Linked DNA regions of Homo sapiens: region 2 is linked to region 1. Evidence: chromatin loops called from intact Hi-C (ENCODE). Cell type or tissue: endothelial cell of umbilical vein. All regions are shown on one strand. Each heading gives the region's core, and the rest is flanking DNA. Links, peaks and the distances in the headings are about the cores only. Region 1 has its middle 67 kb from the start of PLEKHG3. Region 2 overlaps PPP1R36 (protein phosphatase 1 regulatory subunit 36).

The links. Hi-C counts contacts between places; a loop is a spot of excess contacts. Peaks named below come from ENCODE experiments on the same cell type or tissue, not always from the same donor. Only the 100,000 strongest peaks of a DNase experiment are listed, where the experiment ranks them.
Region 2: it touches region 1 in a loop (2.4-fold over the local background); 5 of 110 quality-filtered maps call a loop at or near these places.

Annotation. Positions count from the first base shown.
Region 1 is chr14:64,631,094-64,644,397 of GRCh38, forward strand. No RefSeq gene overlaps it. Among named protein-coding and RNA genes, the nearest start is that of PLEKHG3, 67 kb to the right of the region's middle. RefSeq lists an enhancer at 2,025-2,527. In endothelial cell of umbilical vein, for the core only: a CTCF peak has its summit at 5,788 (motif pointing left); a DNase peak (open chromatin) is centred at 5,758.
Region 2 is chr14:64,575,656-64,586,106 of GRCh38, forward strand. All of the region lies in intron 8 of PPP1R36 (protein phosphatase 1 regulatory subunit 36), which reads left to right. Among named protein-coding and RNA genes, the nearest start is that of PPP1R36, 31 kb to the left of the region's middle. In endothelial cell of umbilical vein, for the core only: no CTCF peak of the experiment used is centred there; a DNase peak (open chromatin) is centred at 4,986.

The DNA.
Region 1 (13,304 bases), core at 2,399-10,398:
GGTGGAAGACTGTTCTCATCACTCTTTGATAATTTAAATCCCAGATCAGACCTGGGTACAGCTGATAATAATTGTTTCTCAAGCTTTTTCAGTTGATCTACTAGTAGATCTGAATACAGAGCCCAACCTGTAATCCCAGCACTTTGGGAGGCTGAGGTGGATGGATCACTTGAACTCAGGAGTTTGAGACCAACCTGAGCAATGTGGCAAAACCCTGACTCCACTAAAAATACAAAAATTAACTGGGCATGGTGGCATGCACCTGTAGTCTCAGCTACTCAGGAGGCTGAGGCAGGAGGATCACCTGAACGTGGGAGGTCAAGGTTGCAGTGAGCTGTGATCCTGTCATTGCACTCCAGCCTGGGTGACAGAGTAAGACCTCATCTCAAAAAAGAATGCAGAACTCAAGGCCCATGGCAGCATCTATGTAGTGATGGGCTGGTATATTTTTTTTTTTTTTTGAGACGGAGTCTTGCTCTTGTTGCTCAGACTAGAGTACAATGGCACAATCTCAGCTCACCGCAACCTCTGCCTCTTGGGTTCAAGTTATTCTATGGCCTTAGCCTCCCAAGTAGTTGGGATTACAGACATGTGCCACCACGCCTGGCTAATTTTGTATTTTTAGTAGAGATGGGGTTTCTCCATGTTGGTCAGGCTGGTCTGAACTCCTGACCTCAGGTGATCCGCCCACCTTGGCCTCCCAAAGTGCTGGGATTACAGGCATGAGCCACTGCGCCCAGCCTATGCTAGTAAATTTTTAACAACTGGCTCTCCTTGAGGTGGGGGCTGATATGTAGCATTTACCAATTTCCATAGTGTAAATACTCCCACTATAGTTGATTTTGAGCTACCTGAATTTACTGAACATGAAATTGGGAAGAAACACACAGTAACAATTCATTACAAAGTATTTCCATCATACAAATGTAACAGATATAATAACCCAGAAAACATAATAGTAAAATATAAGAAAATAATTAGAAAATGATGATTTTTGAGTATTCAATACTTTTTAAAAATTTTGGTCATATTTATAATTTGATCTTTAATAATGGCCGTGTTTAACTGGCTCACAAAATTCCTGAAAATTTAACAGCCAGCTCTTGGGAGCTGGTACAAACCCACGTCAGCATGCCACTGCTCTTGTGGCCAGCTTAGGAATTTGCCACTGGAACTATGGCAACGAGTCAGGAAGCTGGTATCAATGAGAAGAAAGTGGCCAGTCTAGAAATCATAAAATGCCCAGGAGGATGGGTTCTGGTCACACCGAGAGAGCAGGCCAGGATAGGCTATATCTCTGAGATTCGAATACAGCTGGAATTTTATTCAGTGTACTCAGATGTGCAAAAAAGGACAGGCTTCTTTGTGATTATTCTTATCTTCCTCTAAGGCTTCTATTGCCTCTGGTGGGGGCAGAGGACTTCACTTGTCTATGAAAGGTAACTCAGGAGAACTAATTTTCTTTCCATTTAGTACAGTCTCTTCCAGATGATCTCGGCCCCTCTTGAATAATGGTCTAGTCTTTCCAATCTCTCCCCACCCCCTTGCTTGTTTAGCAAAGCTGGTGCGATATTTGCTAACACTGCCGTAATAAAGTGCCACAGATGGAATGGTTTACACAATAGGAATTTATTGTCTCTCACTTCTGGAGGCTGGAAATCTGAGTTTAAGGTGTTGGCAGGGTTGGTCCCTTCTGAGGGAAGGATCTGTCCCAGGCCTTTGTCCTTGGCTTGTAGCTGGCTGTCTTCCTCCTGTGTCTCTTCACATGGTGTCCTTCCTGTGTGCATCTGTCTCTGACTTCCCTTTTTTTTTTTTTTTTTTTTTTTTTTTTGAGACAGAGTCTCGCTCTGTCGCCCAGGCCGGACTGCGGACTGCAGTGGCGCAATCTCGGCTCACAGCAAGCTCCGCTTCCCGGGTTCACGCCATTCTCCTGCCTCAGCCTCCCGAGTAGCTGGGACTACAGGCGCCCGCCACCGCGCCCGGCTAATTTTTTGTATTTTTAGTAGAGACGGGGTTTCACCTTGTTAGCCAGGATGGTCTCGATCTCCTGACCTCATGATCCACCCGCCTCGGCCTCCCAAAGTGCTGGGATTACAGGCGTGAGCCACCGCGCCCGGCCGACTTCCCCTTTTTATAAGGACACAAATTATGTTGGATCAGGGGCTCACCCTACTTCAGTATGACCTCATCTTAACTAATTATATCTGCAACCACTCTGTTTCCACATAAGGTCACCTTCTGAGGCACTGGAGGTTAGGATTTCAACATAGGAATGGGGCTGGGCACAGTTCAGCCCATAGCAGATGGTATGCGGCTACAGAAGCATCAGGATGGGAAGGCATGTGCTCGTGTCCTTGTGGGGGTGGAGGCCCGGAGGCCGTCTGCCACATCCTTCCCTGTCTTCACTGTAGGGTGGCTGGGCCGGGCTGGGCCCCCACCATCCTATGCCTGCCACTGGCTTGCTCAAGTGAAGCTGGTCCCACCTGGCCCTTTTAGCCCCTACATCTGTGTTTCCTCTGGTCATTTGGTTTTTGCATTTTGTGGCGTCTCATTCTCCCCCAACCTTCTGGAATCCACTGGTTCTAAGGACTCAACCCCTTAGGGCTTTGGGCCCCCCAGCTGCCTCTACATTCACCTTGCAGGGCTCAGGGCTCTGTGAGGCTGTCCGGCAGCCCACCTTCAGCCTGGGGGGCCCATGTTGGACCCGGACCTTCCCTAAGACACTTGAGGAAAGAAAAAACAGCCCCACTGTTCTGGAGTTTCCTAAACTTACCCAACAGGAGCCTTCTAAACCTACCCAAGTGGGGAGTGGGACCTGCTCCCCTTCCCTGCCCCACATACACTATTTGCCTTCTACCTTCTCTCTCCCTCAGCTTCCCACACTGGAGATACAGTCTATTTTCCCCCAGATGAGTGGGTGCTTAAGTTATCTCTACCTAAGGCTCGTAGTAGAAGTCAACATAGAACTCTAAGCTATACTTTTGATCGTTAAAGTGAACTTTTTAGAATTTAGAAAAAAAATTATCTACTCAAAACCAAGTCTTCCTTTCAAGAGTAGTGGCCTTAATTTTTTGATCATGCATTCCTAACAACAAAAAAAACTTAAGCACATACATAAATGTATATTTAATATATTTGTGTATGCCATATATATTAATATATACTTGGTTATATATGTATATATGGTAACATGTATATCTGTATATGGTAGATATACATGTAACACTGTATTAATATATTACATGCGTTATAACACATACATCCCAAAATGGACATTTTAAAAGATAAGGTAAAAAATGAAAATAACAATTCTAATATTTGCTTTCTGTCCCCATTGTGCTGTCTTGGGCACACCCCACTTTAGAGACAATTTTTCACTACTATTGTCTTGCAAGGGATTAAAAAAAATGAATTTGGCAACCAAAACTAAGCAGTGAACTGGTTGTTCCCAACAGTATCTCTCTTTCCCTGAAGCATAGAAACCTGTTGATTAAATGAGTGGAGAGCCACAGAGCATCATGATTTAAGTGGAAAGAAAAATATACCCCTTCAATATATTCAAGAATATAAATTCCATTCCATGGAAACCAAATACAATGGGCTGGCCCTGATTGCTAAGGCCTGAGAGCAAAACAGACTTTCTCAGGAAGGAGAGCGGGAAGGAAGAGCCACCAGGAGGTGCACAGGGAACAGGGCAAAGAGTACTGAGTTCTGTGTGTTGGGAATAAAAAAGGACATGCAGTCGGAATCAGGGCTTCACTGTGTTTCCCATGGGCTGAGCAAATCCCCCTTTTGAATAGCATATGGCATTGCTAGTCCACATGGAAGTCCCCATGTCTGAACACCAGTCCTGATTGTAGGTACAGTCATAGGACATCCTTGTACGTATAGCATTTCCCACATGGGAGCATTTGAGAACCCAGGAAGTCAGAGGAATTAACTATAATTCTGTCCTTGCATTTCAATAAAGACCTCGGACAAAGACTGGGGGATTTCCAGCAACTAGTCACTTACCTTAGATTTGTTATGTTGGTTATGTTGCAGTGTGGTCAAGTAGAAAAGCAGAAAGTTCTTGAATCCTGGCTACTGCTTGTAAGTTAGCTGACTTTGGACAAGTTGACTGTGCTAAGCCTTGGTTTCCTGTCCATAAAATGGCCCAATACTAAATAATACAATCTATACATAGTGTCTATCATATCGCATGGCACACAGTAGGCATTTAGCAATCCCCATTAAAGTTAGCCAATAGGCAAAGGACAGACTTAATAAAAGTTTCCCCTCAAATTTCCTAGCATCTCCTACCTGCCTGATGCCTGCCCCTCCAACCAAATCTTGGAGGGGTTAAAGTGGTCTGTTTAAAAAAAAAAAACTTTTTAGGAATGTTTGACTTTTTAATTAACTTTAAAATTAATACAATTTTTGCATAAGAAACGACAATCATTAGGAAAATTACCAATGAGTTTTTTTGTGTTTTGTTTTGAGATGGAGTCTCACTCTGTCACCCAGGCTGGAGTGCAATGGCACAACCTTGGCTCACTGCAACCTCCACCTCCCAGGTTCAAGTGATTCTCTACTTCAGCCTCCAGAGTTGCTGGGATTACAGGCGCCCACCACTATGCCCGGCTAATTTTTGTATTTTTAGTAGAGACGGGGGTTTCACCATGTTGTCCAGGCTGGTCTCAAACTCTTGACCTCAAGCGATCCACCTGCCGCGGTCTCCCAAAGTTCTGGGATTACAGATCTGAGCCACCGTGCCCAGCACCAATGAGCTTCTTACCATGTTTATTTTGAACCATCTCCCCTCCACTTCCATAGTATTTGCATCTGGATTTGATGCGAACTCCCCAATCATGATACATTCACGTTTTTTATATGAAGCTCTTGAAAATCTGACCATCCTCAAAATCAAAAGGAGTGTATGAGGCCAGGTGTGGTGGCTCAGGCCTATAATCCCAGCACTTGGGGAGGCCAGGGTGGGAGATGGCTTGAGTCCAGGAGCCTGAGCAACATAGACCCTGTCTCCACAAAGAAACAAAAACAAAAAAAATTTTTTTTAACTTGAAAAGATGTGTGTCACCCATCCCCAAACCTGGGACTTCAGGCTGTACGGCAGATGGTAGAAGTACTTATGTGAAGGCTGTGGGTGGGAGGAGACACTTCTCACTGCTGCTTGCAGCTGAACCTGCAGTAGCTCCCTACTGGAGGTGCAGGCATAAACCTGGCAAAGCCTCTATTGGGCCTGAAATGTCAGCAAACAGCCGCCACCTGTAGTTACTCGTGTGGGTACCAGCGCTATCCTCAGATGGCCTCTCTCACGGTCTCCCTGGAGGTGTGCTGGGTTCCGGGGGAATCACAGCTGAGCTGAGCCACTGGAGTCGGCTCACCAGATTTGCACAGAGCTGGCCTTCCAGGAAGTGGGGCAGCAAACTGGCAGGTGGGTGACGAGGGTGGCAGGACAGGCGGTTGAAGCTGGGGATTGGAAATAATCCTCCTGGAGGTGTTTCTGGAAGGACAGATCTGTGGTAAGCATCACAGTGAGGGGCTTGGGCAGCCGAGAGCAGCTGGTGATGCGCAGGGAAGGAGGTGCCTGCTCCTATTTCTACTAAAGCCTACTCTGTTTATTTTTACTAAAATGTTTTAAAAATAAAATGTATAAAAAGACGAAGTTTTGAAAATTACAACACAGGCATGGTCTTTCTGCCCCCACGTTTGTCTTCACGTCTCTAGGGCGACCTGTTGGAGGCCCTCGTGGGCTCTGGCGGAGTGAGAAACACTGCCACCTGCTGGGCCTTTTGAGAATGTCAGTGAACTCCGCCCGCCAAACCCAGTTCCAAACCTTCCCCTCAGTTGCAGGTTCCGAGATCTGTGGCAGGCTTTGCCACTGGCCCCAGGAAGGAGTTACTCAGCTGACCAGAATATAGAGATAATCAGCTAGACCTTGTTTTTTACCTTGAAGAGAACTGGATTAAGTGAAAATTTCAATACTTGCCTCCTGAAATAATCTATTTTGTCCTACAATTTTATTGCCTCCATAGAAATGAATACAGCCAAATAGCACTAGATTAGATAAGCAGAACTGTCCTTTAATAGCTTCAGCCTTATCAGCTACGGGACATGGGGCAACCTTCAATTTAGTAGTTATATCTACCACACAGAATTATTTTAAGGATCCAAAAATCTTGGCACATAGTAAATGCTCAATAAATATTAATAGTAGCTCTTATTCTTTTTTATTTTTTGACACGGTCTCATTCTGTTGCCCAGGCTGGAGTGCAGTGGCACAATTATAGCTCACTGGAGTCTTGAATTCCCAGGCTCAATTAATCCTCCCACTTTAGCCTCTTGAGTAGCTGGGACTAAATCGTGCCTCGCTAATTTTTGTATTTTTTGTAAAAACGGGGTGTCGCCATGTTGCCCAGGCTGGTCTCCAACTCCTGGGTTCAAGCTATCATCTGCCTTGCCCTCCCAAAGTGCTGGGATTACAGACATGAGCCATGGCACCTGGTTTTATTATTCTTAATTTGGTTCTAAAATACTATATAATCTAAGAAGATGGTAATATTAACCCATTATTAACCTAATATTTGGTCAGGGAGTGTATTTTAGATAAGCCTCTTTGTTCTCTTTGGCTAGGGTTCGGTCCTAAGTGAGGCATAGATCATGGGAATATTCTATGATGATGGAAATGGGCTATGCCAGCCCTACCCACTCTGTTATGCAGGGTCATCCTGCTCTACCATTCTCATTTTCTCGAAAAACAAAAAAAGAAACCAAAAAAGCACACACACATTGCAACATACACCAAGAACTCTGACCAGAATGTGCTGACCAGAAAAACTACAGCTGACACGTGGAGGAGAGGAGATAAAGGCTGTGAGGATTTCTTTTTTTCTTGAACCCCGGAAGGCCAATGTGTCTGGGCACGTTTACTTCTGGCCTTAGAATTTTAATGTAAGCCACTAATTAAAGTTCAGATGTGATTCACCAGCACATTAAAACAAAACAAAACAAAAACCCCTAATATATTGAAACAAGTGAGAGGAGGGTGGATGATGAGAAATTACTTAATGGGCACGATATACATTATTCTGGTGATGAATGCATTGAAGCCCAGACTTCACCACTAACAAGATACCCATGTAAGAAAATTGCATTTGTCACAGCCATAAAAAAGAACGAAGTCATTTCCTTTGCAGCAACATGGCTGCAGCTGGAGGCCATTATCCTAACGCATAGGAATTAATGCAGGAAGAGAAGAGCAAATACTGCATGTTCTCACTTATAAATGGGAGCTAAACATTCCACTCTCATGGACATAGAGATGGCAAAAATAGACACTGGGGGCTGGGTGCGGTGGCTCATGCCTGTAATCCCGGCATTTTGGGAGACTGAGGCAGGCAGATCACCTGAGGTCAGGAGTTCAAGACCACCCTGGCCAACATGGTGAAACCCATCTCTACAAAAATTAGCCGCGCATGATGGCGGGTGCCTGTAATCCCAGCTACTTGGGAGGCTGAGGCAGGAGAATAGCTTGAACCCAGGAGGCAGAGGTTGCAGTGAGCCGAGATCATGCCATTGCACTCCAGCCTAGGCAACAGAGCAAGATTCCGTCTCAAAAAAAACAAAAAACCCCCCCAATCCAAAAAAAGAAAAAAAAAATAGACAATGCAGACTGCTAGTGTGGGAGGGAGGGAGAAGGGCAAGGGTTGAGAAACTATTGGGTACTATGCTCACTGCCTGGGTGACAGGATTGATCATATCCCCAACCTGAGCACCATGCAATGTGCCTGGGGAACAAACCTGCACATGTACCCCCTGCATCTAAAATAAAACTTGAAATTATTTTTTAAAAGAGAAAAGAAAATTGCATTTGTGCCCCTTAAATTTATGCAAATAAAAAAGAAACATATTGAAACAAAGCAAAACAAAAATTAGAGAGGCCATCTAACGGCAAAGCCCTGTGTGCTGGGGAGTGCAGGGGGTGGGGGAATGGAGGAGAAGATGTTACAGGAAAGGGGTCCCCATCTAGACTCCAAGAGAGGGTTCTTGGATCTCATGCAAGAAAGAATTCAGGGCCAGCCCACAGTGCAAAGCAAAAACAAATTTATTAAGAAAGTAAAGGAATAAAAAGATGACTACTCCATAGACAGAGCAGCCCCGAGGGCTGCTGGCTGCCCATTTTTATAGTTATTTCTTGATGATATGCTAAACAAGGGGTGGATTATTCATGCCTCCCCTTTTTAGACCATATAGGGTAACTTCCTGACGTTGCCATGGCATTTGTAAACTGTCATGGCACTAATGAGAGTGTAGCAGTGAGGATGACCAGAGGTCACTCTTGTGGCTATCTTGGTTTTGGTGTGTTTTGGCCAGCTTTTTTACTGCAACCTGTTTTATCAGCAAAGTCTCTATGACCTGTATTTTGTGCCGCCCTTTTACCTTATCCTGTCATTTAGAATGTCTTAACCGTCTGGGAATGCAGCCCAGTAGGTTTCAGCCTCATTTTACCCAGCTCCTGTTCAGAGTTGCTCTGGTTCACAGGCCTCTGACAGGACCACAATAGGAAACTCACTTAGCTAAACATCTGCCAAGACAGTGAGAGAGAAAAGAGGAGGGGAGGGAGAGGGAAGGTAAGAGAAAGTGAGAACAAGGTTCTGTAGAGCCAGGAAACCACCCCCTGAGCAGCTCCCTTTCTCTGCAAGACTTGCAGTGGAGGGCATGAAGCATAACCAGATGCAGCTCCTCTGTGAGGAGACTCAGGGCCTAGGACTGTTCCTTGGCGTTCAAACTGTTGCAGGATTGTACCTGAGCCTCAGCCCTTGATAGTTTTCATCAGATACCCTCCTGGCCTGATGTGAAACCAGGCAGCACTCCATTCATACACAAGTTTCCCCTTTGTTCACAGAGGTGCAATCTACACAAAACGCGCAGTGAAAATGTGCACATGTTTTTAGGGGGAGACTTTGTGTTGGCATATCCCAACTTAGGAATCCATTGAACTGAGCATTGCAGGTATGTACTCATATAAATTATGTCCTGTGAAAAATAGGAAAGAAGAGCACATCTGATCACTGTAAAAGCAGTTAATTCGGGCCAGGCGCGGTGGCTCACGCCTGTAATCCCAGCACTTTGGGAGGCCGAGGCGGACGGCTCACGGCTCATGGAGTCAGGAGTTTGAGACCAGCTTGGCCAATATAGTGAACCCCCGTCTCTACTAAAAATACAAAAATTAGCCGGGCACGGTGGCATGCGCCTGTGGTCCCAGCTACTCGGGAGGCTGAGGCAGAAGAATCACCTGAACCCGGGAGGTGGAGGTTGCAGTGAGCAAAGATTGCGCCACTGCACTCCAGCTTGGGCAACAGAGACTTCATCTCAAGGAAAAAAAAAAAAGCAGTTAATTCTTAATTTTTTTTTTTTAAACAGGGTCTCACTGCAACCTCTGCCTCCTGGGTTCAAGTGATTCTTGTGCCTCAGCCTCCCAAGTAGCTTGGACTACAGGTGCCCGCCACCATGTCTGGCTAATTTTTGTATTTTTTGCTAGAGACAAGGTTTCACCATGTTGGCCAGGCTGGTCTCAAACTCCTGACCTCAAGTGATTTGTCCACCTTGTCCTCCTAAAGTGCTGGGATTACAGGCATAAGCCACTGCACCCAGCTGTAAAAGCAGTTAATTCTATCTTGTAGTCTCATGAATGGGCATTGTTGACAGACGAAAGACCACCCTCAAATTCAACCAATCATAACTCAGCAATGCCCAACACCTGTCATTGGGGTTTAGTGACTGAACCTGGGCTTAGCTGCTTTGTTATAAGCAAATTAGATGAATTGAAAGAGTTGAATCATTTGTGCTTGTTAACAGCAATTAAACAAAACAAGAGATTGCAGTAAGAGAAAAAAATTGAACCAGGTCATTCACAAGGTAAAGAAGCCAGCTTTGGCAGGTTATAGCTTGTTTATGTGTGACTTCAGCCTTAGGTAGTTGTAATATAATCAAGGGATGGAGTAGGGTCAGGAGTATAGCCTGCAAGTTCTTTAGGAAGTGTATGACATGCATTTTATTTCAATGCTAATCTAAAATCATAGCAACGTGAGCATAATTTGGTTCATTTTTATGTCCACTCTGAATTTATGACAGATTTCTACCATGTGACTTCAAAGTGATGCTTTGCATATATGTTTATGATTACCTTGGGGCCATATGATTATCCAAAGTGACAAACTTTAAATTTTCCAAAATAGACTTTTTTTTGAGACAGAGTCTTGCTCTCCTGCCCAGGCTGGAGTGCAGTGGCGCAATCTTGGCTCACACAACCTCCGCCTCCCGGGTTCAAGTGATTCTCCTGCCTCAGCCTCCCGAGTAGCTGGGACTACAGGCGTGCACCACGATGTCTGGCTAATTTTTGTATTTTTAGTAGAGATGTGGTTTTGCTATGTTGGCCAGGCTGGTCTCGAACTCCTGACCTCATGATCTGCCTGCCTCAGCCTTCCAAAGTGCTGGGATTACAGGTGTGAGCCACTGTGCCTGGGCTTTTTTTTTCTTTTTTGAGACAGGCTCTCACTCTCTCACCCAGACTGGAGTGCAGTGGTGCGATCTTGGCTCACTGTAGCCTCAAACTCCTGGGCTCAGGGGATTCTCCTTCCTTGGCCTCCGAAATAGCTGAGACTACAGGCACACACCACCACACCTGGCTAATTTTTAATTTTTATTTTGTAGAGTTGGGATCTCTCTATGTTGCCCAGGCTGATCTCAAACTCCTGGGTTCAAGTGATCCTCCCACCTTGACCTCCCAAATTGCTAGGATTACAGGCATGAGTCACCATGCCTGCCTGACTTCATTTTTTAGAGCAGTTTTACATTCACAGTAAAATTGAGCAGAAGGTACATAGTGCACATATGCCTCCTCCCACGACGTGCAAAGCCTCCACCACCACCCACATCCCACACCAGAGTGGTACTTTTGTTATAATCAATGAACCTATCACACATCACTACCACCCAAAGTCCATTGTTTACATTTGGATTCACTCTTGCTGTTATACATTCTACGGGTTTTAGCAAATGTGTAATGACATGTGTCCACCATTATAGTATCATATGGAGTAGTTTCACTGCCCTAAAAATCCTCTGTGCTCTGCCTATTCATCCTTCTCCATCCCTTAGCTCCTGGCAACCACTGATCTTTTTATTGTCTCCATAGTTTTGCCTCTTTCAGAGTATCATGTAATTGGAGTCATACAGTATATAGCATTCTCAGATTGGCTTCTTTTGATTAGTAATATGCACTTAAGTTTCCTCCATGTCTTCATGGCTTGATAGATCATTTCTTCTTAGTGCTGAATCATATTCCATCAAATGGATGTACCACAGTTTATAAGAGTTTAACTTTTAATGCAATCTTTTTCAAATTAAAGTATTCTAAAGGACTCCTCAAGTTATAAATTGGCTGAACACTTGGTTTAAGTTCCTGGAGAGCTTTATAAAGCTTTATAACTCCTTGCAGCATAATGAGGTCACAGGGTAAACCCATGGATGTTCAAATCTCAACATAGAGTGTAGAAGCATCTTCTATGTTCACTGAAATTCCTTTCCGTTTCTTCCTAGGTACTCAGGTAGGCTCACTGTCCCAGCCTCCCTTGCATTTAGATGTAGCCAGTTCATTCTGGCTAATGAACTGTGAGTGGGAGTGGTCAAAATGGTTAAGAAATTAATGTGTCAAGATAACCAGACAGGTCAGTATAGAAAAGTCAATTGTATGTCTTTGGAAAGTGAAATTGCAAAAATAGTTCCCTTGTCAATAACATCAAAAAACACTAGCTAGGAATAAACAACAAAAGATATGTAAGACTTCTATACCAAAAACTACAAAAAAAGAGGCATATACTACTATGTCCATGGATTGAAAGAATATTATAAAGCTGTTAACTTCCCCAAATTTATTTATAGATTCAATTCAATTCCAATCAAAATCCCAGCAGACTTATATGTGTACATGTAAAAACTGATAAGCAAATTTTGAAATGCAAAGTGCTAAGCACAGCAAAGACAATCTTGAGGAAGAACAAAGATAGAAGATATAAAGCACTGATTTTTAAGCTACCATAACTAAAAGTGCATGATAGCAGAGAGAGCATAAACAAATAGACCAATATAATAAAATAGAGTCCCCAAATGGACCCACACATAAACAGTCACCTAATTTGCAACAAAGTTCCCACTGCAATGAAGTGGGAGGAAGAATGGTGTTATTCAACCAGGAAAAAACAAACCTTGATCTCTACATCATATCAAACGCAAAAATAAATTACAGATAAATCATAGACCTACATGTGAAAGGCAAAATAATAAAGCTTCTAAAAGATAACATAGAATATCTTCATGACCTTGAGGTAGACAAAGATTTCTTGAATGGTTCACAAAAAAATACTAACCATAAAAGAAAAGATTGACATTTCATAATTTTGTTAACGTTCAAAACTTCTGTTTATCAAGAATACCATGTAGAGAGTGAAAAGGAAAGCTCCAGAGTATGAGAGTATATCTGCAATACATATACTTGACAAAGAATTCATATCCAGAATATATAAATAACTTCTTCAAACCAATAAGAAAAGAACAGACTTCCCAATAGAAAAGTAGGCCAAAGCCTTGGACAGGAAATTCCCAAAACAGAATATCAAAATGGCTAATGAACCTATTAAAAGAGTCCTCAATAACATTAGTCATTAGGAAAATGCAAGTTAAAACCACAAGGAGACATCACTGCAGCCATACCAGCATAGCTAAATGAAAAAGAGACAATACCAAGTGTCAGCAAGGAGGTGGAGCAACTGGAAGTCTCATGCAATGCTGACGGGCATGTGGATTTGTCTAATCACTTTGGAAAACTATTTGCCAACATATACCAAATCTTTGCATATGTATGCCCTATGACCCAGGAATTCTACTTCTAGGTACATGCCCAACAGAAATGTACACGTACGTGCACCAAAAGACACATTCATAATAGCTTTATTGATAATAGCTTAAAACGGAAAACAACCTAATGCCCATTAGTAGTAGAATGAATGAATAAATCATGGTATGTTCATGCAATGGAATATTATACAGCAATGAAAGAGAATGAACTGTTGCTTCACGTCACAGTATGGATGAATCTCCCAAAGTGTTTTACGAAAGAAATGAGTGTACCTTCCTCATGCTGTCTTTTTTCATCTGCCAACTAAACGGCCAAGACTCCAAGGACCTAGAAAAGGATGGAGCCACAAAGTAGAGAGAGCTTGGGGGACCCTGAATGACTATGTGGG
Region 2 (10,451 bases), core at 1-8,000, 58 kb before region 1:
TTTTTTTTTTTTTGAGACATAGTCTTGCTCTGTTGCCCAGGCTGGACTGCAGTGGCACGATCTTGGCTCACTGCAAGCCCCGCCTCCTGGGTTCACGCCATTCTCCTGTCTCAGCCTCCCAAGTAGCTGGGACTACAGGCGCCCGCCACCACGCCCAGCTAATTTTTTGTATTTTTAGTAGAGACAGGGTTTCACCATGTTAGCCAGGATGGTCTCGATCTCCTGACCTCGTGATCCACCCGCCTCGGCCTCCCAAAGTGCTGGGATTACAGGTGTGAGCCACTGCGCCTGGCCTAGTTTAAGACATTTTGTATTACCATCAGCAGTAAGTATATCTGGTTGCATTGGGTTTTATTACTTTAATATTTTTGATAGTTTAAAGGTGTATAAAAAGCTTAAAGATGTTTTATTTGACTGAGTATCTTTTTTTTTTTTTTTTTTTTGACAAAGTCTCGCTCTTGTCCCCATAGGCTGGAGTGCAATGGTGTGATCTCGGCTCACTGCAACCTCTGCCTCCCAGGTTCAAGTGATTCTCCTGTCTCGGCCTCCCGAGTAGCTGGGATTACAGGCACACACCACCATGCCTGATTAATTTTTGTATTTTTAGTAGAGATGGGGTTTCACCATATTGGTCAGGCTGGTCTCAAACTCCTGACCTCAGGTGATCCACCCACCTCAGCCTCCCAAAGTGCTGGGATTACGGGCATGAGCCACGGCACTCCGCCCTAATTCGTTCTTTAGTTGGGTAGATTTTTTCCAAGTTACCCAGGGTCTGAGAGGCACAGGCATATGTTCTCTAATTTCTTCTTGGCTATTCATAAGGATCGTATATTAGTTTATAAAGTTAAAAAACAGATATACATATGAAGTTTCTCTCAGATGGAACTTGATATTTATTGATGTTTGCATCGATATACTTTCAGTTCAGGCTCACTTTCTTTGTTTTGTTGGTTGTATCTTGGCGTTGTCGGCCATTTCTCTTCTCTTGCACCCCTGTTTCTATAGTGGTGGATGTCCTCGATCCACTTCCAAGGCCCAGCATCTCTGTGATTTGATTCACCATGTGTGTGTGATTTTTCATGATTTGGGAATACACTCTTAATGTGTATTCCTGACAACACCCATTCTTTATTCTACTACATCCGTTCTGCAGCTTTCAAGTTTTTGTTGCTGCAGTTCTGTTATGGAGTTGACAAGTTTGGTTCTGCTTTCCAGCATGGGACGATGAAAATGTGGCACTCAGGGAGCGTAACTGAGCAGTGGCCCCAGCTGTTGCACCTGAATCCACCACCAGGTCTGCACTGAGGCCACATGTTTTAGCCTGTTTGGGTTGCTATAGCAAAGTACCATAGACAGGGTGGCTTATAAACAACAGAAATGTATTTCTCAGAGTTCTACAGGCTGCAGGTCTAAGATCAGTATACCAGCATGGTCAGGCTCTGGTGAGGGCCCTCTTCTAGGTTGCAGACTGCCAGCTTCTCATTGTATCCTCACCATGGCAGAAAGAGGATGACAGAGCTTTCTGGGGTCTCTTTTCTAGAACACTAATTCACACAATGCATACGGGCTCTATGTCCGTGACTTAATTACTTCCAAAGGCCTCACATCCTGAGACCATCACACTGGGAGTTAGTATTTCAACATATGAATTTTGGGGGAACACAAACATTCAGCTCATTGCACCATGCCTCCCACAGGCTGCCTCCTGCCAGTGTCTGGGTGCAGCAAGCCCATTCCCCACAGTTGCGGGACTTCTCTGACTGACAGCGTCAGCTTGAGGACTCCCCTTTGGCCTGGTCAAAACTTTCCTAGAGCTGTGCCTCTGTCTGAGTTCCTTCCTACCCAGACCCTCCTGCCTTTCCTCTCTCACAGGGTCAGACATGCATTGAGGTGTGACGGCACTCCTTGCCTTCTCCAGTTCTCTCCTCATTTTCTGTCACCATAATTTTCTCCAATAAATCTTGTCTTTCTCCAATAAATCTCATGTCTAGTCCTGTCTTGGTGTCTGCTTCTGATAACATATCCAACATCATAGCATTTTTAAGCTTTGCTGCCATGATTACTTTTTTTTTTTTTTTTTTTTTTTTTGAGATGGAATCTCACTCTGTCACCCAGGCTGGAGTGCAGTGGTGCGATCTTGGCTCACTGCAAACTCTGCCTTCCGGGTTCACGCTGTTCTCCTGCCTCAGCCTCCCGAGTAGCTGGGACTACAGGCGCCCGCCACCACGCCCGGCTAATTTTTTGTATTTTTAGTAGAGACAGGGTTTCACCATGTTAGCCAGAATGGTCTCGATCTCCTGACCTTGTGATCCGCCTGCCTCGGCCTCCCAAAGTGCTGGGATTACAGGCGTGAACCACTGCACCTGGCCTTTTTTTTTTGAGATGGAGTTTCACTCTTGTTGCCCAGGCTGGAGTGCAATGGCGCGATCTCGGCCCACCACAAACTCTGCTACCACGCCTGGCTAATTTTTTGTATTTAGTAGAGATGGGGTTTCACCATGTTAGTCAGGCTGGTCTTGAATTCCTGACCTCAGGTGATCCACCTGCCTCGGCCTCCCAAAGTGCTGGAATTATAGGTATGTGCCACCATGCTTGGCACTTTTTGTGTCTTTCAAAAGTACAGTCAGTCCTCATCTTTTATGCATTCAGCTTTCTACAGCCTGTTGTTCTTTCTTACAGTAACGCTCCTAAACCAGTGTTTTTCAGAGTACAACACATTAATGGATCTTGAAATCAATTTAGTAAGTCTTGAAGAGAGTAGACTAGAACTTTAAAAATCAGAGTACATCATAAAAAGTAAAAGTAAGTATTGTTTTAGGAGACTTGTTTCAGTGTGTACTGGGGACTCTATTAAATATATTTCTTTCTGTGGGTTACAGTAAAAAATAAAAACCACAATGAGATACTATTTCACATCAGTCAGAATGGCCATTATTAAAAAGTCAAAAAATAACAGATGCTGGCTAGGTTGCAGAGAAAAGGGAACGCTTATACACTGTTGGTGGGATGTAAATTAGTTCAACCATTGTGGAAAGCAGTATGGTGATTCCTCAAAGAGCTAAAAGCAGAACTACCATTCAACCCAGCATTCCCATTACTGGGTATATACCCAGAGGAATGTGAAGCATTCTGTCATAAAGACACATGCATGCAAATGTTCACTGCAGCACTGTTCACAATAGCAAAGACATGGAATCAACCTAAATGCCCAACAGTGACACACTGGATAAAGAAAAGGTGGTACGTTTACACCTTGGAATACTCTGCAGCTATAAAAAAGAATGAGATCATGCCTTCTGTGGGAACATGGATAGAGCTGGAGGCTATTATCCTTAGCAAACTAGCACAGGAGCAGAAAACGAAATACTGCATGTTCTCATTTATTTATAAGTCGGAGCTAAATGATAAGAACTTATGAACACAAAGAAAGAAGCAACAGACACTGGGGTCCACTTGAGGTGGGAATGGTAGGAGGAGGGAGAGGAGCAGAAAAGATAAGTATTGTCTACTGAGCTTAATACCTGAGCGATGTGATAATACGTACAACAAACCCCCGTGACTCGTGTTTATCTATTTAACAAACCTTCACATGTACCCCCAAACCTAAAATAAAAATTAAAAGAAAAAAGAAACCCAAAAGGACAAGAGCATATATAAACTAATGGAATTATTACATTTAATCTCTCTGATGAGTGAGGTATAGTAGTAGATTTAATATAGAGATACTTAAAAGTTGGGGATGTTTCAGCATCAAAAATACCTTCCTGTGATCCAAAAACAGGAAGCTTTTACAGGTGTTTAGGGCTGTTGGTGGAGGTTCAGCTTGCTATAGACTTCATTGTTTAGAAAGAAGTAGTGTTTTCTCTTGACAAAGTTTTTAGGAAAAGCATTATGATAAAATTACAGTCATCTTTACAGTTTCCTACTCAATCATTTATAACATCACTATTAATATTGACACTAATTTCTTTTGTCTTTAAAGTGTCACTTCTAGTTAGAAAACTAGGATTTAAGGTTAAAAAACCTGCTCTTGGGCCAGGCGCGGTGGCTCACGCCTGTAATCCCAGCACTTTGGGAGGCCGAGGTGAGCAGATCACGAGGTCAGGAGATCGAGACCATCCTGGCTAACACGGCGAAACCCCATCTCTACTAAAAATACAAAAAATTAGCCGGGCGTGGTGGCGGGCGCCTGTAGTCCCAGCTACTAGGGAGGCTGAGGCAGGAGAATAGCGTGAACCTGGGAGGCGCAGCTTGCAGTGAGCTGAGATCGCGCCACTGCACTCCAGCCTGGGCGACAGAGCGAGACTCCGTCTCAAAAAACAAAAAAAACAAAACAAAAACATGCTCTTAAGAAATGATTTTGGCCAGGCACAGTGGCTCATGCCTGTAATCCCAGCACTTTGGGAGACTGAGGCAGGAAAGTCACTTGAGCCCAGGAGTTCGAGACCAGCCCGGGCAACACAGTGAGAGCCTCTCTCCAGAAAAAAATTAAAGAATTAGCTGGGCATGGTGGTGCATGCCTGTAGTTCCAGCCACCTGGGAGGCTGAGGTGGGAGAACTGCTTGAGCCAGGGAGGTTGAGGCTGCAATGTGTCATGATTGTGCTACTTACTGCACTCCAACCTGGTGACAGAACAACACCCTGCCTCAAAAAAATTTTTTTTAAATTTCTCATACTTAATGTTTAATCTTTAAAAACACATATACATTGCAAACCAATGTTGGGATAAAAAGCAAACTATAAACAATTATACCATAATTAGAGAATTTATAATATTTTTTAGTTCTCGGCATAGAGCCTCCACTGAAGTAATTATACTTTTTCCAAGGCAATTTTTACACAAACCTTTAAAGGAACACATATGTTTGAAAGTAGATGATGGCCTCTGGTTAGCACTAGCTCATTTCCAGATGGTGCTGGTCATTTTTCCACTGTATGCGACATAACCCATGTTTCCTCTGCCTGCTGGATAGCAGTTTATAGAAGAATGAGCGCAGATCTCACCACCCACGTAACAAATTCCATACAGGTCAAACGCTGAACAAAGGACATAAAAGACAGACTGGAACAGGTTTTTGCCATGATTCGGAAGTTTATATTGTTCTTTTGGTGGCTTTTATGCAGGAGAAGATGAGGACAATGTTTTTGCCGGTTATAAGTGATTAACTCATTTTAACATTCCACTTCTTTCCGATTTCAGTAAGCTAATATTTTCATGTGTATTTTCTGACTTTTCTCTTTCATATATGTGTTACCGAAGTGAACTGGGGTCCGCTTGCCTGATGCAGTCAGGTGAAACATCCACACCGTGGTTTGTAATATCAGGAGAAAGGAGGGTATTTATTTGCAGGTTGGCAAGCAAGTAGAATCAGGCAGCTCTCACTTAAGACCTGACCTCTCTGATGGCTTGTAAGCAAGGGTTTTTAAAGGCAGGAGTACATTTCAGGAAAGCAGAAGTTACAGGCAAAGTTGTAAATCAATACATAGAGGTTATATATTGGTTTGGACTAAAAAGGCAGGATATTTTGAAGCGGGGCCTTACAGGTCATAAGCAGATTCCAAGATTTTCTGATTTGGTTAAGGTAGAGCAGCTTTGTTTTAAAAACTTGGGGTCTGCAGAAAGATGTGTTAGGTCTGGCTCATGTACATGACTTCTAGGCCTCTCAGGAAGAACTTTAGAACAATGAATGCAGTTAGAGTTCAGTCCTCAGTCTCCCCTTATCTGAGGTCTACATGCCAGTGGACCCATTTGGTGGGGGTCTGAGTTTCTGAAAAACAACGCAGGGACATATGTTAAAATGTTATTTTTACTTTATATAGGGAACCAAACATCTTGTGACTCTAACTTCCTTGGCTGTCTTTTAAGCTACTGTTATCTTCTTATCAAGTTGCTCATTTACTTCTCAGGGCTAGCTAGGTGCCTGGAATTTCCCTTACAAGAACTCAAGGCTTCCCTTTATTTCCATGTTTGGGGGTGGGGGTGGGGTGGCAGATCCCTAAGTGTGGGGGGTGGTCCCTGTTTTGTCTCATGTGCACACTTAATATTTGACTACAACACATTATGCTGCGTATCTCTATGATTAAAGATTTTAGTAGAACCAGCAGTTTGGGTGCTGTTAATTTAGTGCTTTCATGTCTCTTGAGAAGTAGAAGGATGTGCCTTTAAATGTCTGAGGAACCCTGACATCCTGAAAGCTTTGGCAGAATTTTGATGAACACGTTCAGTAAAAGTTCTCTGTGTTTTCCAAGTTAGATATGAAAACCTCCTTGGTGGCAGGCACATGCCATAGTTAGATCTCTTTGGTGATGGCCAATGCTGGCTCCACCCCCGCCTCTACGCTAGTATTTATACCTTCTTCCACTGTTCTCAGTGCAGCTGTCACTTGATGGGCAACCAGAGAGGCTAGCGGTGGGGCTGACGGGGAAAAAGGGAGTCTTTTTGAAACTCAGGTGTGTAAATTATCCCTAAGCCCTATTCCTCTACCCTTACCCCCAGTCACATGCACCAAAGCCTCTTTCCCCTCCCCTAAAATACATCCCTTTGACACTCTTGTATAGAGCAGGCCTTGACCTTCTTTTAAACCTGATTTCACCTAGAGCAGCAGGGGGCAAGTGGGGGAGCACAACTTTTTTTCTCCCTAGCCCAGAACCCTGGGTCTAGACTTTGTTTCCCTTTAGGAATGACAAATCATAAAATATACTTTCCTCATTTTGATTTGGAGCCAAGAGTCTAAGGTAGCAAGAAGGAATAAGAGAGCATCATAACAGGCCACTAAAATTCTCTAGATTTACTACCAGGCTGGCTTTCCCCTCTTTCCTTTGGGTTGTGTCCTCAAACATGGAATGCATGGTGTCTGTGCTGACCAGCATGGTGGCCACTTGCCACACGCGGCTGTTGAGCACTTTGAAATGTAGTAGTCCAAATTGAAACATACTATAAGTGAAAAATAAGCACTGTACACAGAAAGTCTAAATATGAATAAAACATCTCAATACTTTAGAAATATTGCTTCTATATTGAAATGATAATATTTTGGGGGTTTGGATAAAATTTATTATTAAAATTAGCTTCACTTGTTTCTCTTCACTGTGGCTACTAGAAAATTTAAAATTAATTTATGGCTTGCATTATATTTCCACGGATTGTATTGTTTAAACCCCATTTCTATTTGCAGACGATTCTGGGAGGCTTAAATTTTGTTATTTTAATTTTTTAAAATTTAATTTAATTTATTTTTATTTTTTATTTTTTTTGAGATAGGGTCTCACTTTGCCACCCAGGCTAGAGTGCAGTGGCACTATCTTGGCTCACTGCAGCCTCAACTTCCTGTTCTCAAGCGATCCTCCCACCTGGCCCCATAAGTAGCTGGGACTACAAGGCGTGTGCCACCACTCCCAGCTATATATATATATATATATATTTTTTTTTTGTATTTTTGTAGAGATCGCGTTTTGCCATCTTGCCCAGGCTGGTCTTGAACTCCTGAGCTCAAGCGATCTGCCTGCCTTGGCTTTCCAAAGCGCTAGAATTACAGGTGTGAGCCACCATGCCAGGCCAATTTTGTTATTTTATAATCAATAAATTTTTAAATTTATAATCAATTTATTTTAAGTATATGTACTTAATATAAAAATTATAAAATACCAAAATAGACAGGAAAACGACTCAAAATATACCAGCCAGAAGTAAATTTGTAGAGCTTTTAACTATGAAGTCCCCAGATGTATTCACTGTATGCACCCATTTCCTGGACGCATTTCTATTTCATATGCAGGGCTAAATCAGAATGGCAAGAAGAAACCCATGACATTCTGTACTTAATTTTTGCAGTATGGGTTACATCAGTTTGCTTTGGGCATTAAGAGAGAAAGAGTTAGGCCGGGCGCTGTGGCTCACGCCTGTAACCCCAGCACTTCAGGAGGCCGAGACAGGCGGATCACCTGAGGTCAGGAGTTTGAGACAGCCATGACCAACACAGAGAAACCCCATCTCTACTAAAAATACAAAATTAGCCAGGCGTGGTTGCGCATGTCTGTAATCCCAGCTACTTGGGAGGCTGAGGCAGGAGAATCGTTTGAACCCGGGAGGCAGAGGTTGCGGTGAGCCAAGATCGTGCCATTGCACTCCAGCCTAGACAAGAGTGAAACTCCATCTCAAAAAAAAAAAAAAAAAAAAAAGAGAGAAAGAGTTCCAGTGTGTATGGCAACTCGAGGGAAAGTGGAAAGAGGTTCATGTTACCTCCTCTTTTTTTTTTTTTTTTTTGAGATGGAATCTTGCTCTGTCGCCCAGGCTGGAGTGCAGTGACGTGATCTTGGCTCACTGCAACCTCCGCCTCCTGGGTTCAAGCAATTCTCCCTGACTCAGCCTCCCGAGTAGCTGGGATTACAGGCACCTGCCACCACGCCCGGCTAATTTTTGTATTTTTAGTAGAGATGGTGTTTCGCCATGTTGGCCAGGCTGGTCTTGAACTCCTGACCTCAGGTGATCCGCCTGCCTTAGCATCCCAAAGTGCTGGGATTACAGGCGTGAGCCACTGTGCCCAGCCTTACCTTCTCTTCTAATGTCTAAAAAAAGAACCCAGAAAGAAAAGGAAAGAAAGTGTGTTTCCTGGGCAATCACTCTCATTTCAAAACCATGCTAAGATGGTGCTGGTTTGCCTTGTGCTGATGTGAGCTCTGCTCTAGATCTCCCAGAATACAAGCTGACTTTATTCCCAAAACAGACTTTGGCTAGTTTTCTTGCTTCAGCTTGGCAGGTGTTCATGGTCTCTGGTTTCAGCTGGCAGAAGATTTACAGTTAGTTATGGAAGAGGAGCTTTGAAAGGGTGGAAATTTCACATCAGCACACCCCTCAGGTGGAGGCCTCAGGTGGCACAGAGAAGAAATGCTGAGGCTTGCTCTGAAAAGTTTCCGCTGAGCTCTGTTGTTCAGTACGTTTATCTGCAAACTATTTTAAAGAAAAAAGCTTATTCTCCTCACAGTCCAGTTATGAGGACAGACGTGGGTATCTGACAGGCCCGAGTTTTAGTACAGGATCTGTCCCTAATTAGATATATGTCTTTGGACTTAAGTCTCAACTTTAGTTTCCTCAGTTGAGAAGTGGGAATAATAATGTTGACTATACCATAGGGATGTTATGAAGACCAGATATGATAATACATGTAAAGGGCTTAGCGTGGTGCAGGATGTTATAAAGACTAGATAGGATCATACATGTAAAGGGCTTAGTGCAGTACCCGGCACATAGTCCATACTTAGTCCATGTTCACTCTAATTGCTATTGCCGTAGTTCTTTATTGAAGACTTGCACATGAAGAAACCAATATATAATGAAGAGAGTCTGTAGGAGGGGAGGGGCAGGCCCCAGTAACCACCTCTTTGGCCTCATTCCCCAAGTGGAGGGCTAGTTTGGGCCCATTCAGACCAGGAAGTCCCTGTGAGAAGGCCGAAGGTCCTGTGAGGTTTGGGTCATCTTTCCCAGACTGTGGGAGTTCAGGATGGTTCTGGAGAGCCTGGTACCAAGGCCAATCCTCAGAGTCACAGTTCCTCCAAGGAAGGCCCCAACAAAAGCAGAAGCAGGCCGGGCACCTTGGCTCACGCCTGTCATCCCATCACTTTGGGAGGGTGAGGTAGGTGGATAGCTTGAGCTCAGGAGTTCGAGACCAGCCTGGCCAACATGGTGAAACCCCATCTCTACAAAAAATACAAAAATTAGCTGGTCATGTTGGTGTGTGCCTGTAGTCTCAGCTACTTGGGAGGCTGAGGTGGGAGGATCACCTAAGCCTGGGGAGGTCAGGGCTGCCGTGAGCCATGATCATGCTACTGTGCTCCAGCCTGGATGACAGAATGAGACCCTGTCTCAAAAAAAAAAAAAAAAAAAAAAAATTAGCCAGTGTGGTGGTGTATACTTGTGGTCCCAGCTTCTTGTGAGGCTGAGGTGGGTACCAGGCTCTCCAGAACCATCCTGAACTCCTACAGTCTGGTGGGAGGATTGGGAGGTGGGAGGATTGCTTGAGCCCAGAAGGTCAAGGCTATAGTGAGCTATGATCACACTACTGCACTCCAGCTCTGTCTTAAAAAAGAAGCAAAACCAGGATCAGCCTTGAAGTGTCCAGGGTCTGGCCTTGGCCGCTGTGACTGATCAAGTGACTGCAGGTGCATAACCCCCTCAGTCAACTCTCAAGGGCTCCCCAGACCAGGCCTGGTTTCCTAGGCTGGGAGTCAGAATCAGAATTGTTAGGAGGGGAGGCCATGTTCACTAATTGCGCCCATGCCAGTATAGTATTCTTTTTTTTTCTTTTTGAGATGGAGTCTTGCTCTGTTGCCCAGGCTGGAGTGCAGTGGCACAATCTCGGCTTACTGCAACTTCTACCTCCCGGGTTCAAGCAATTCTCCTGCCTCAGCCTCCCGAGTAGCTGGGATTAGAGGCGCCCGCCACCACACCCAGCTAA